Regions from separate parts of the Homo sapiens genome. Here regions 1 and 2 are each linked to region 3. The links are chromatin contacts, found by Hi-C or POLR2A ChIA-PET in ENCODE. All regions are on one chromosome and are shown on one strand. Each heading gives the region's core, a stretch centred on a gene start or an enhancer-like site at or near the end of the contact. The rest is flanking DNA. Distances are from core to core; before and after follow the strand shown.

What was found. Hi-C counts contacts between places; a loop is a spot of excess contacts on that map. ChIA-PET counts read pairs that join two places held with the same protein, here RNA polymerase II (POLR2A). Pooled maps may share reads with other maps.
Region 1: a pooled map shows a loop between it and region 3 (4-fold over the local background). The contact joins two enhancer-like sites. A Hi-C loop is called at or near these places in 2 of 168 maps with a recorded cell type or tissue (cardiac septum and natural killer cell), 5 of 37 single-sample maps with no recorded cell type and 10 of 50 pooled maps. POLR2A ChIA-PET finds 5 or more read pairs at or near these places in 5 of 52 experiments (CD4-positive, alpha-beta memory T cell, CD8-positive, alpha-beta memory T cell, T-cell and 1 more).
Region 2: a loop to region 3 is called in a pooled map, with 2.1 times the contacts of the local background. The contact joins two enhancer-like sites. A Hi-C loop is called at or near these places in 1 of 168 maps with a recorded cell type or tissue (naive thymus-derived CD4-positive, alpha-beta T cell) and 8 of 50 pooled maps. POLR2A ChIA-PET finds 5 or more read pairs at or near these places in 2 of 52 experiments (MCF 10A and T-cell).

Annotation. Positions count from the first base shown.
Region 1 is chr10:3,933,892-3,938,125 of GRCh38, reverse strand. LINC02660 (long intergenic non-protein coding RNA 2660) reads right to left here. Exons shown (of 3, transcript NR_183984.1): 3 at 2,314-2,447. Among named protein-coding and RNA genes, the nearest start is that of LINC02660, 24 kb to the right of the region's middle. RefSeq lists enhancers at 2,603-2,652, 2,673-2,722, 2,763-2,952. Within about 2 kb of position 2,890, at least 27 of the 41 ENCODE cell types and tissues checked have a DNase peak (open chromatin) inside an H3K27ac peak, as active enhancers do.
Region 2 is chr10:4,032,991-4,037,759 of GRCh38, reverse strand. All of the region lies in intron 2 of LOC107984195 (a long non-coding RNA gene), which reads right to left. Among named protein-coding and RNA genes, the nearest start is that of MIR6078, 44 kb to the right of the region's middle. Within about 2 kb of position 2,784, at least 12 of the 41 ENCODE cell types and tissues checked have a DNase peak (open chromatin) inside an H3K27ac peak, as active enhancers do.
Region 3 is chr10:3,993,808-3,998,362 of GRCh38, reverse strand. No RefSeq gene overlaps it. Among named protein-coding and RNA genes, the nearest start is that of MIR6078, 4.9 kb to the right of the region's middle. Within about 2 kb of position 2,927, at least 2 of the 41 ENCODE cell types and tissues checked have a DNase peak (open chromatin) inside an H3K27ac peak, as active enhancers do.

The sequences.
Region 1 (4,234 bases), core at 1,641-4,140, 60 kb after region 3:
TCTCCCTGCTGGACACCCACCCACCCCTTAGCGCCTGCAGAGAAGTCCCCCCAGGAGTCCAGGCCTGGGTCCCTGTGGCCCTGGGGGGTTTGTGGCGACCCCAACACGAGCTCTCTGCGACTGCACGCACAGGTATGCAGCCCAGGCAGCCCTTCCGTGAGCTCTTGGACTGGGGCTCATCCATCGCTGCACCTGTAACACTGGGCATTTTTCCCTGTAAACAGGAGACATCAGTTTAATAAGCATTGATTTCATTTAACAAGTTTGTATTGAGTAATCTCTGTGCACCTCAGTCCTAGGAATACGGCTGAAAAATGGTAAAAAAGCATCCAGGCAGTTGTAAATTGACATTCGAATCTAATTTGCATTCTGATCAGTAAGTAAATTAATATGCAAGTGAGCAATTTCAAATACATTATGAAGAAAAACCAACAACGTGATAGATTGGGATGGAGGGTGGGGGTGGGAGCTGTTTTTGATGGAATATTTGGGGGGATGCTTCTCAGAGTCTGAGTGAGATGTGGGCAGAGAGAAGGAGCCAGCCAAGTGGGAGATAAGAAAGGGTTTTCCTGCTGAGGGGGCCTCTAGAAGCCCTAAGCCAGGATCAGCTTGGAATGTTCCAGAAACAGAAAGGATGTCAGTGTCCCTTGAGAGCTCAATTGGGGAGTGGAGAGAGATAGATGAGTTTATAGACAAAAGGCTTCACACCTGCCTTCTCGGGGGTCCAGGGGGGATCTTGAGGGTCCAGGAAGAAGTGTGTGGCTTACTTGAAGAAAATGGGAAGCTGTGGAGGGTTATAAATGGGAGGGATATAATTTTTTTAGGTTTTGCAAAGGACACACTGGATGCAACATATTAGGAGAGAAGAGGTTGACATGGATGGACATTTTTGAACTGATGTTAAAATAAAACATTTGATTCCTTTTTCTGTACCTTTATGAATGCAGATGAACATACCCATTGTATGAGTCCATTCTCATATTGCTATAAAAAAATACCTGGGACTGGGTAATTTATAAAGAAAAAGGTTTGATTGGCTCACGGTTCCACAGGCTGTACAAGAAGCACAGTGGCTTCTGCTTCTGGGGAGGCCTCAGGAAACTTACAATCATGGCAGAAGGCAAAGGAGAGGCTGGCACATCTTACATGGTTGGAGCAGGAGGAAGAGAGAGCAACGCGGGAGGTGCCACACATTTTTAAACAACCAGATCTCACAAGAACTCACGACGGGGATGACAGCACCCAGGAGGATGGTGTTAAACCATGAGAAGCCACCCCCACAAGAACTCACATAGGGACGACAGCACCCAGGAGGATGGTGTCAGACCATGAGAAGCCAACCCCACAAGAACTCACGATAGGGATGACAGCACCCAGGAGGATGGTGTGAGACCATAAGGAGCCACCTCCATGGCCCTGTCACCTCCCACCAGGCCCACCTCCAGCATTGGGGATTACCTTTCAACATGAGATTTGGGTGGGGACACAGAGCCCAACCATATCACCCCCTCCTGTCTTGAAATGCCAGGGCTCCCTCCCCAGCCCCACCTGAAGGCAAAGTTCTAGAACCACCCTGAGACAATGAGCCAGTTGCTTCAAATTGAGCATGAAACCACTCAGCGTCCAGAGCAAAGGAAATACATAAAGTGCCTAAATTGGCCTAATGGGATCTTAGTAATCAAATATATCATCATCTGTACATTTTCCATATTACGGTGGGAACACTTTGTAGCCAGCCTAGCTCCCCTCCTGTTCCTGTTAGAATTTTGTTCTTAGAATAAATTTACATCCGTCCCCTGGTGCCAGGGTTCAGGCTGTGTTGCACTTTTCATTATAAGCCATGTTTACCGAAGGTTTACAACTTGGCTGTAAAAACCGGTTGGCACCGAAACTGGAAACTTGGCATGAACAAATTGGCATAAACATTGGCCGGAAGCAGTTTTTCTATCTAAATCTGAGAAAAACAGACTAGGTCATTTTCAAGTTATTTGTGTTATTCATGCATAAATAAAATGAAGCTTGACAGCTTCAAACAGTTGTTTGCTTTTGCGCTCTTCAAAAATAGATTGGATCCAAGAAAAGTAACATTTGGTAAACAAATACTCCATGACGGACTGTAGAAAAAACGAAAGGAAAAAAGAGTGGAGTGCAGTACATTAAATAGAAAGGGAAGATGGAAGCGTTTCAAAAGTCACTTTGTGTCAGAAAGTGGAGTCAGGAAAGGTATTATTAGGTGATTATGTGGTTTCTAGAGGCAAATTTAGAGATTCCTCTGGACTCTAAATTAATAGTGTAAACAAGCAGAGAGCAAGCTTTCAAATAACATAATTTATTTTTTTGAGATCTGAAGCACATCTAAACAACACAAGCTAACTAAATAGATGATGTTCAGGCAAGGAAGAACCAAGTGATTTCTAAATATGTTTTCTAACAGCAGTAGGCTTGGCCTGTAAAACAAACAAACAAAAAGTTTAAAAACTGGGGGAAGAAAAAAACAAAATATAAATGATATAGTAAAACATCTTGGTTGAAAACAATAGCATCAATGTCTGATCTTTCCGCTCATCTATGTATCGAATTAAGTTTAGAAATGCAATTTGTGGGTTTTGAATTCCAGCAGCCAGTAGCAGCTCTCTAAAGAGGGAAAGTGATGGTGCCGACCGCTCCCCAAAGAATGCCTTTTTGGCAAATTTAAAAGTCAGCCTTGACGTCAAGTGACTCCTGAGAAGGCTCCGCATTGAGTTCTGTGAAGCGTGGGCAGATCGGACTTTCACTCTCAAAACTCTGTCGGGGGATGACTACAGACACAGTTTAGGGCAAAATAAAACCAAGCCAATTCAAACAGAAAGTAAAAATAAGTCAGAGAGGAAAGAATGTGGAGGATGGACCAGGCCTGCTGGGGCCCGCGCTCTGTAACAAGCGCCCCTTGGGGAAGGAGTTGTCTCACAGGCTTGCTTTTTATTGATGTTCCTTCCTAACGGTTGTTAGCAGCAGTTAAATCCATATGGTTGTTCTTGGCAAAATGGATCTTGTCCTCTATTTGTAAAGTCTTGTTTCACCAAACTATAGGCAGAGTAATAGAATTCTATCATTGGAAGTGGAAGAATTTTCCACCTGGGGATTTCACCTGAATGGCACCTTTGGCCATTACCTGGCTCTTAGGATCAGCATGGTTCCATCCACGTGGTAATTCAAGCTAACAATTATCTTGGGACACATCTCAAAACTATTAACTCCCCAGAATGATCCACAGTGTTGATTCTCGGGTGGATGCTCCCAGTGTTTCCTCCTTCAGAGAAAGCTATGAAATCACTTGTTCACCCTAATATCAAGATTGTTCCAGCTGGTTGCAGTGGCTCACGCCTGTAATCCCAGCACTTTGGGAGGCTGAGGTGGGCGGATCACATGAGGCCAGGAGTTCGAGAGTAGCCTGGGCAACATGGCGAAACCTGGTCTCTACTAAAAATACAAAAATTAGCTCAGCATGGTGGTGCCTGCCTGTAATCCCAGCTGCTCAGGAGGCTGTGACAGGAGAATCGCTTGAACCCAGGAGGCAGAGGTCAAAGTGAGCCGAGATCGCGCCAGCCTGGATGACAGAGCAAGACCCTGTTTCAAAAAAAGAAAAAAAAGAAAAGATTGTTCCGATAGCAACTATAGCAATGCCATGTCATTGAGGATTCCAACTTGTCATGTGCTTCCTGGATAGGGTTTTACACCCTAGAGAGTTCTCTTCCACATTGAGAAGTATGAATAAACACATGCAATGACTCCATTGACACTATTCTTTAGAGATGAAGAAATTAAAGACCTAGGGCACACTATCGGGGTTCCACAGACCAGAGACAAAACAACTCAGCAATTAACAGGCCTCACAGAAACGAGTTTGGGAACCCCTCAGCATTTCTGCAGAATTTGCAGTTATTTCTAAGTATATTCCCTCCAGGTGCACGGTTAGCTAATCTTACCAGTCCCATAGATTCCTTGAGGGACTGGTTTACATCTTATTTTTGTATTCAGTTCCTAACACGGTGCCTGACACTCCAGGGCTTCAGCAAAATACTGATGCTATGATATGGGTAAGCGTTTCTATCTATAAATAGAGAGAGAGAGAGAGAGAGAGGTGTTTTGGTTTTGTTTTCTTTTAACAGACTGGGGAAGAAAAATGTTTGGAGGCTAAAATAAAATTTGCACCAATCAGCGTAAATGAGTGAGTTGTCTGGAAATGCCACATTGT
Region 2 (4,769 bases), core at 1,535-4,034, 40 kb before region 3:
CGGAAGCATTTTAGAAAAATATCAAGTGGAGCTAAAACATAAAAAGAAAAAGAAGAGGGTGATGAGGAGAAAGAGAGGATGGAAAAAGAAGAAAGATGTGGCCGTCTCTGCAAGCTTTATAATATCACAGAGGAACTCGAGATAAAGCTCCATGAAGACAATGAGCAAACCATACATGATCAACCCACAATACAGACATTCTAGAGACTCCGATAAATGGATAACACAGCCTGTCTGTAATTCTGATTATCTGGTTTCAAAGAGAACCTAATCAACTTGTCAGCTGGTAGACTACATTTTTTAAATAATGGATGATTGATATTTTTATCTAATTCAGAAAACATTTCGAATACGTCAGCGAAATTCTGTAATACTTCAAACTTTCTCAAAGCCTACATTTTAAAAAGTTGTCAATAATAGGTTGGATGATACACTTACTGCATTCTGTTAACTATGTATTAATTGTATAAACTAATAAAAAAATTTCATCTATCTTATTAGGATAGGAATTTCAAATCAAACTGCATATTTTTATTTGCTAAATATAAAATTGTATATGTGTGTTATTGGGATCAGCCTTGTACAAATAGTAATTATAATGACAATCCAATATAGAAAAATGTAACACTTAGAGCTGCATGGGCAAAATTAAAATATTTTGCTTTCAATTTATGTATTTCCTTCACAGAAGGAATTACGAAACAATCAATAAGAATGTTTTGAGTAAAGATTACATTAAGATAAAACCTATGGAGAAATAAAATTGGAATACAAGTTCAAAGAGAAAAAGGAACAATGTCCAATTTCCTGTAATTGAAGAGCTTGTTTGTGTTTTTCTTTTAATAGGTGGTGGTCAGTATCAAATCACTTCGTTATTGACATTTCACTGACTACATTTCGTAGAACAAGTTCATAGTTTCATTTTTATCTGTCCATAGTATCCTGAAATTTGCATCATTTGCAACTATTTCAGCATATGAAGAAAAATTTTGTATGTCCGTTAAAAATGACTGAGAGTTTGCATTTTGCAAAACAACAGGATACAACAGTGACAAACATTTGGAGATCAATGTTCTAAAGCATCCTGAAACATCCTTTCTCCCACAAAATTACCTGAAAATTCACATACTTTTTATTCATTTGAATAGCTTTGTCACTTTTCTCAAAATAGTGATCAATGAGAAATTCGCTTTATTATATGTTTCTATGATGGACTATGTATTATTTTGTTGAATTAAATAACAATTCATCACCATTTTAAATGATTTTCTTTCTTGAAGCTATTATTTCTGATGAAGTTCACTTTGTTTGGATTTAGAAAATCCACTCGGAGGGAATGTTTACCTTTCCTTTAATAATATGCTTTATACACGTTTTAACAGTAATCTTACAGCATTTTACAAATATGTATTTATTTATTCATTCATTCATTTATTTAATTATTTTAGAGACAGTGTCTCTATCATCCAGGCTGGAGTGCAGTGGCAAAATCTCAACTCACTGCAACTTCCTCCTCCCAGGTTCAAGCGATTCTCCTACCTCAGCCTCCAGAGTAGCTGGGATCACAGGCGTGCACCACCACACCCCACTAATTTTTGTATTTTTAGTAGAGATCAGGTGTCACCATGTTGGCCGGACTAGTCTTGAACTCCTGATCTCAAGTGATCCGCTTGCCTAGGCCTCCCAAAGTGCTGGGATTATAGGAGTGAGCCACCGCGCCTGGCCTAAAAATGGCATTCTTAGCATCTAGTAATCTTACAACATTTTAACAGACACACACACACATACACACACACTTAAGGACCTTTAGCTTTTAGCACATTAGAAATATATTAGGAGTTATTTTAAATATTAGCTTCATTAGACATACAAAATAAAAGAAATAAAATTACAGTAGATAATTGAAACTTGTAGTACATAGCGCGTAGATGTAACCATCTGGACTCAAACTGGGAGGAGCAAAATATAATCTTAACTGATACGTTCTGTTCTGAACAGATGTTTCCAACCCCACATGGAGGATGTGAATCTCTTAAAATAACACATTTCCAGGAGCAACATTAGAATTATCAGCAACACATTGCTGCTCACTAACCCTAAAGAAAGAGTAAATACAGACAGAATTTCATAAGTGCCTTCAAGATGGGAGAGGATTGTAATTTACTCTTCAGGATATTTTGCTATATGTGATAAGTGCCCAGTAAATATGTGTAAATGCAGCTGTACCCACAATTCTGTTCAGAAGTTTCCATATCCTGAAACTAAGGCAGGTCATGTGTGCATGTGGGTATGTGCTAACCATTCTAAATCAAAGGCGTGTCACCCCTGCCGAAGCCCTCGCTGTCAAGAACTCTCAGCATTCCTTCTCTCGGTTGAAATCCGGGACTAACGTTTCCTCTATTCAGAAACATTCAGTTCTTTCTTGCCCGTGCATGGCTAAGTGATCTTGTCCTTCAGATGAGATCCTGCATCCAGCTCCTTTGCCTGCATGTAACTTTTTCTTGCTTCCGGTGTGACGAATAAACCAGCAGTCATCTTGCTTTTAACCATCACCCAGAGTATTTAAAAGGGAAAAGTGGGAGGCGTCAAAAAAACAGGGGGACATGAAAGACATAGGACAAAAGTAATCATGGATAAAGACTTCCATCTGCTGCACGTGAAACAGTGTCTGTTTACTCTGGACTTTGATGGGTGCCTGTTCTCTACAGCAGGAATGAAGCAAAAAGTGAAACCATAATTCCTCCCCAGAGTGACAGCATTCTGGCCTGGGGAGCCGAAGTGTGCACATGAATCAGTCGCCGTTTCAGGCTAACATGACTGGAGAAGCAGACAGCACCTGGAGACCGGGTCTGGAAAGTGAACCCCACACTAAGTGTACTGAAGTGTGCAAGGGTCTTGGATGGAAAACTAGAATCCCTATTTTTAAAAAAAATCATGGGCATCTAAGGAAAAGAAAATACAGGCTCCAAGTTTTTGAATTAAAGGGGCTTTAGAGCCTGCTAAGCTGACTGACTTGATTCATCCAGAGGTCAGGTGATGTTAAGTGGCATGTCCACAGTGGAGACGCCAGACTCTGATAGGAACCCACTTCTTCGGATCCTTCTAACTTCCCTATGGGGTGAGGCGGGGAGTGAGGAGTTAAGATTGGGAAGCTCAGATGAAACTCTACAATCTAAAAGAGGATTCATTAAAGAATATGGGCCAAAGGGTTCAAAATCTATCACTTTCTCAAAACACAGTGATAATTTATTGCAGAAATAGGCTGAGAAAAATTAGGGTTCAAATGGAAAATCAGAGAGCATTTAGGAGAACATTAGAGGCCCAAACCAAAATGGGCTTTGTTTTGTTTAATTTGGTTATGTTTTGCAATGAGCAAAGTGCTCGGAAAAGGGCCCCATCCTTGAAGTAGGGGGAGAAAGGGCCTTGGGGAGGGTTGGAGGATAGAGGGACGAGAACAGGACGGGGGCGGCAAGGACAGGCAGGGACTCTGCCCCAGGGAGAAGCTTATTCGACGCAATTCCGCACAGTGGGCCCGGGTTGTGTGTCGACCAAGTCGCCCATCGCTCAAGAATCCTTAGTGCAGTGAGCGAGCATAGGGCCTTCAAACTGCTGTCCAGGGGACATTCCTAGTGTGAGGCCAGGCGGGTCCCAATACGAAGGAGAAGAGGGGCTCTGTGTTCCAGGAGCAGGTCTTTGGAGGAGAAAGTCCAGAGATCCTTGCGCAGTGAGAGCAGGTGCCCTTGTGCAGGGAGTCATAGGCTTGGGCTGGTCCAGAGATTTGGGGACAACCCCAGGGCCACTCATCTTTCCAAGGAGGGTCTATTTGTCTACGCCAGATCCTTAGAGCAATACTTCTGTCTCAGAACCTCTTCTCAATCCATCCGTGCTCCATCTCTAAATCTGGCAGGTGGCCCTCAGCACACATCTGCCTCCTGCCTCCCAGGCCCACCCAGCTGTGAGAATTATCCTATGCTGTGTTCCAACAGAGCCCAGGACTTCGTCCTCGTCCTGAGGTCCTGGGGCAGGAGCGCTGTCCTGGCTCCACCAGAAACCATCTGGTGTGGGTGGAAGGGGAGTTACTCGGTATTCCCAGTGGCTATTACCTCCTGTGTAAAGTCAGGGTGAATTTCTAAGCCCTTCACTAACTTTCAGTTTTGATGCTATGACTAAGAGGACCTTTGTTTTGTTTCATTTGGTTTTTCAAAATGAGTTGTGTGTGAATTTTTTTACTATGCCAGAGTCCAAGCAGAAAAGAAACCAACAGAAGGAGGATCTTCTATGACGGCTTCTTGTTAACATTTAATGCAAATAGAGACCTTCTACGAGACTCAAGACCAGGGCTGGCCCAGCCGTGGTGCATAGTGATGCTGAAGAGAAGGAGGTGGGCTCTGAACCCCTCCAACAGTTTCAGGCCTGTCTCCAAAATGTACAAGGTTGTAGCTTTGGGAAAACCACTCAGCCTTTTGACACCTCAATAATTTTATCTATAAAATGTAAATAAACTGTGCATCCTACCCAGAAGGAATGTTGTAAAACCAAAATGAAGTATTGCACGGAAACGGGTAGAAAAAGTGTCTGGCTCATGGTAGGTTCTCCATGTCTCTTCTGATTGCATGGTCAAGACTTGGAAGATGGGAGTTAATGCTGTGCACTGAGCATACTGAGGCCAGAGAGCGCTCAAGCAAGGCCAGGCAAGAAAGCAGCATGGTGAATCCTGGGTAAGCGTGGTGGGAGATGAGTGACATTCTGATATGCTGCAGAGAGAAATA
Region 3 (4,555 bases), core at 1,678-4,177:
ATTAAGAGGGTTTTTTTTTTTAGCTCATCAGTTATCTTTAGTGTTAGTGTATTTTATGTGTGGCCCAAGGCAATTCTTCTTCTTTCAATGTGGCCCAGGAAAGCCAAAAGATTGGGCACCACTGCCTTACACCATTCACAAAAATTAACTCAAAATGGATAATAGACATAAATGTAAAAGGAAAACTTGTAAAACTTCTAGAAGATGATATCACAGAAAATCTTCAGGCAGATGGCTATGTAATGTAAATTAATGGCCACTGAGAATAGACACCATGACCACCATGTCTGAGGGATGCTTCGGTGAGATCTGCAGCTTCAGCTTTAAATATCCACTAGGGTAATATCCATATTATTACCCAAATTTGTTGCCTTGAAGTGCACTTTGTCTATAACCTAAATATTTCCTTCTACATTTTTAATCTGTTTTCATTTGTACTCTTCCTATAATAAGCCTCCAAGCATGTTGCTGTTTCACGACCCTGAGAAGAATGAGACAGCACACTATCACTGACCGCACACAAATTAGAGAGGTTTCATTAGCTGGGTCCTCTTCACAGATATCCTGTCAAAAGCAGGTTTCAGGGTGAGAACAAAGGACATATGAAGGAGTTTGCAGAATGAGATGGAAAAAGAAAGCCTGTGAAAATGGAATCAAACCACAGGGTGACAAACTTCATTGTCTTCAAATTATGCCTAGAAATAATAATGAAATAGCATTGAAGTCAGGTTAAGCCCCATTTCCCTGGACTACACATCATAATTCTACTATTACACTGACACTGGCTTGTATGTAATATTGCTTAAAAGATTACACCATTTGGCTGGGTGCGGTGGCTCACGTTTGTAATCCCAGCACTTTGGGAGGTCCAGGTGGGCAGATGGCTTGAGGTCAGGAGTTCGAGACCAGCCTGGTCAACATGGCAAGAACCTGTCTCTACAAAAAATACAAAAATTAGCCGGGCGTAGTGACGCATGCCCGTTGTCCCAGCTGCTCAGGAGGCTGAGGTAGAAGAATTGCTTGAATCTGGGAGGTGGAAGTTGCTGTGAGCCAAGATCGCACCACTGCACTGCTGCCTGGGCAAAAAAGGGAGACTCTGTCTCAAAAAAAAAAAAAAAATACACCATTTGAAATTCAGAAATTATTTCTGCATATGTCTTCTTTTTTCCTTATAACTGGAGCCTTTTATTTTATCTTTTCTCTGCCATCAGCAACATGTAGTTTCACCTTGGAATAATGTGGTTGATCCAGGTATATTTGTTGTTAATTGGAACGCCAATGAAAATATAATTAGAACAGATTTTCATAGGATATAACAATTAAAAAATTGGGAGCCACGTTTGGTTTGAAGTTGGGTTTCTATGGAAATAGCAAAGCTCTCAGAATAACCTGCCAGAAAAATCTGAATTCAGTATGAAGTGTCTAGATGCCAACAGCAGGTAGACAACAGAGATGAGAATCAAGAAAGGAAGATCGAAAGTGATTAAGAGAAAAGAAATAGAAAGTGACAATGACAAAAGTACATGTTATTGAAGAAATGACTGTGCAGTGGATCTGAAATAAAAAAAAAAAAACCTAGAGGGAAAGAAATGTGTGAATTAAAGTTCATACCTAAAAGTACAGCAATTATATTTAAAAAGAACGTTCATATTCTTTGCCCAAGAATGTCACGAGAGTGGATGCCGTTACATTAAATTATAATCTCTCTGGGGAAGAGGTACAAGCAAATTTACTAAGGTATTTAAAATTGCACTTTAAAATTTTTAAAAAAGAATTTTAAAAAATTCCACAGGGAGCAATAACTCATTGGCAGCTATATCAACTCGACAAAACATTTCCAGTTCTAATTTCATAGGGCCAGATTAGGTTCTTATTTTTATTCTCTGTATTATATATATTTAATTACCATCTTCAGAACTTTAAAGGGAGCTACAAATTGAGGAAATGTTGGCAGATGTCCTCAAGAAAATAGGCATGATTTTAAAAATTACATATTTAAATCTCAGATCTCAAATGAAATATTAAAAGACCGATAGGGTTAGCAAAAAAACTAATTTGTCTTCACTCATCAAATCTGTATTATGTAGGAATTTTTTTGCATTGATCCATTCTATTCCCAGCAAGCATTTACTCCAAGCTTGTCAAGAGATCAGCAGCATGGACTAGAAGATGCAGCATTTTTTTAGGGCAACCAGGACCTGGTCAAGTCCTCCTCTCTCTTTACTGGCCACTTGGCTCAATTCAGTATATATATTTTTATCCAAAAATTGGAAATAAAAATACCTGTTCTGCTTACTTCGCAGAGGTTTAGCAAGGATGGAATGGATGACTGGGTACTGAGCTCTGTCCAAAAAATTACATAACTCTTCCAGGCCACAAGCCAATTTTATATGACAGTAGGAGAAACACATACCGAAAATATTTAAGTGCCAGACAAAATTGAATATATGATTAAAAAGAGCAATACATATAGAAAGTGCTACAGCAGTTCAGAAAACGGGGGAAGCCAATAGAGATTGAGTCAGATGTGATTCTACAACCTCCCTAACGACCCACACATTGCCTTGAAACACATCTCTAACCTGAAACCTTCAGGCTCTGTCTTCAACCTGTTTTCATTTGTTCTGTCCCCAAATTATAGCTGACCGCTTACTATAATTAAGTCATTCTTCAACCTTCTGCCTGAGGTCTCCTCCACTGCTTTTGCCCAATCCAGGATTTAGCACTGTGGGAAATATGGCTCCAGGTCCAGCGTGCTCTGCCCTTCTCATTTGGTACCTAGGGAGAATTCCTTTTCCTTCCCACTCCTAAATTCCTCTAATTCTCTGATTTCTAAGTCTGCTCTTTAAGAAACATTCTGTGATGAGTTCACTTCCTTTGCAGGGACATGGATAAAGCTGGAAACCATCCTCCTCAGCAAACTAATACAGGAACAGAAAACCAAATACCGCATGTTATTACTCATAAGTGGGAGTTGAACAATGAGAACACATGGACACAGGGAGGGGAACATCATACACCGGGACCTGTCAGGGGCTGGGGGGTAAAGGGAGGGAGAGCATTAGGACAAATACCTAATGCATGTGGGGCTTAAAACCTAGATGATGGGTTGATAGGTGAAGCAAACCACCATGGCACATGTTTACCTATGTAACAAACCTGCACTTTCTGCACATGTATCCCAGAACTTAAAGTAACAAAAAAAAAAATACAAATAAAAACATTCTGTGTACTTCATGAAGCAATTCTGCCACAGGCCTTAACGATGGCCACTTCTCATTCTAAATCCCTTCCCTACATCCTCACTGTTTCATGTTCAGTTTCAGTTTTAGAATAAATGATTAATCGAATTCTCCTGAAGCAAATGGCGGGAGACATTATGCTTTGGTTGTAATAAAATTTCATTGCAAATGCACTGATAGAAGTCACAGTGAAATATTACAGGGTCTAGAGACCAAAGAGAAAACAACCAGGAATAAAGGAAACAAAAAAAGCAATGTTCTGAACACAGTTCTGGGGGAAACTTTACCTTTAGACGGTGTAATGGATATGCCTCGGTCCTTATTCTCATGCTAGTGCATTAGTCCGTTTTCACACTGCTATAAAGAAATACCCGAGACTGGGTCATTTGTAAAGGAAAGATGTTTAATTGACTTGCAGTTCTGCGTGACTGGAGAGGCCTCAGGAAACTTATAATTATGGTGGAAGGGGAAGCAGTTGCATCTTACATGGTGAGAGAGAGTGTGTGTAAAGGAAGAACTCTGCAACACTTCTAAAACCATCAGGGATCTCATGAGAACTCACTCACTATCATGAGAACTGCATGGGGGAACCGCCAATCACCTCCTTCCTTCTACAGGTAAGGATTACAGGTACCTCCTTTAACACGTGGAGATTACAATTTGAGACAAAATTTGGGTGGGGCCACAGAAGCAAACCATAACACTAGCCATTGAAACAGTGCTACGTTTTGTTAGAAGAGTTTTGTTTTGTGTTCAGGGGCAGGGAGGATGTCGAGTGAAAATGATTTAAGATATTTTTGAATTCTTGGTGTGGAGGAAATAAAGGGTAATTATTACTGTGTTCTTCAACACTACATAAACACCCACTTTTCTCTGGTCTGGACCAACAGCATCTCCAAAGGAATGGGGATCTGTCCAAGACAAGAGCTCCCCAAAGCTGTTGCCCTGTGTGGAAGGTGACTCAGCCATCCTTGATTGGCAACGAAGTAGGTTCTGCAAACTGTGCTTCCCTGATTCAGGTCAATAGTTGCTACTGATTTATAGCTATGGTGGGATAATTTAAGGGGAAGGATAGAGCATCTTGGTTATGGAGATTTATGAACTTACCTGACCAGCAAACCACATTATTCGTGATGCCTGCCAACCAGGCTTCAGATATATTTTGGTTTTAGTGGCATTCTTCTAAAACGTCCATCAAAGACAGCCCCCAGGAACATTTTATTCCTGATTGCCATATATTCTTCACTTATTGTAATTTGCTTAAGCAGACGTTACGATACTAAATTGGCTTCGTATTATGCACAGAGGTACTA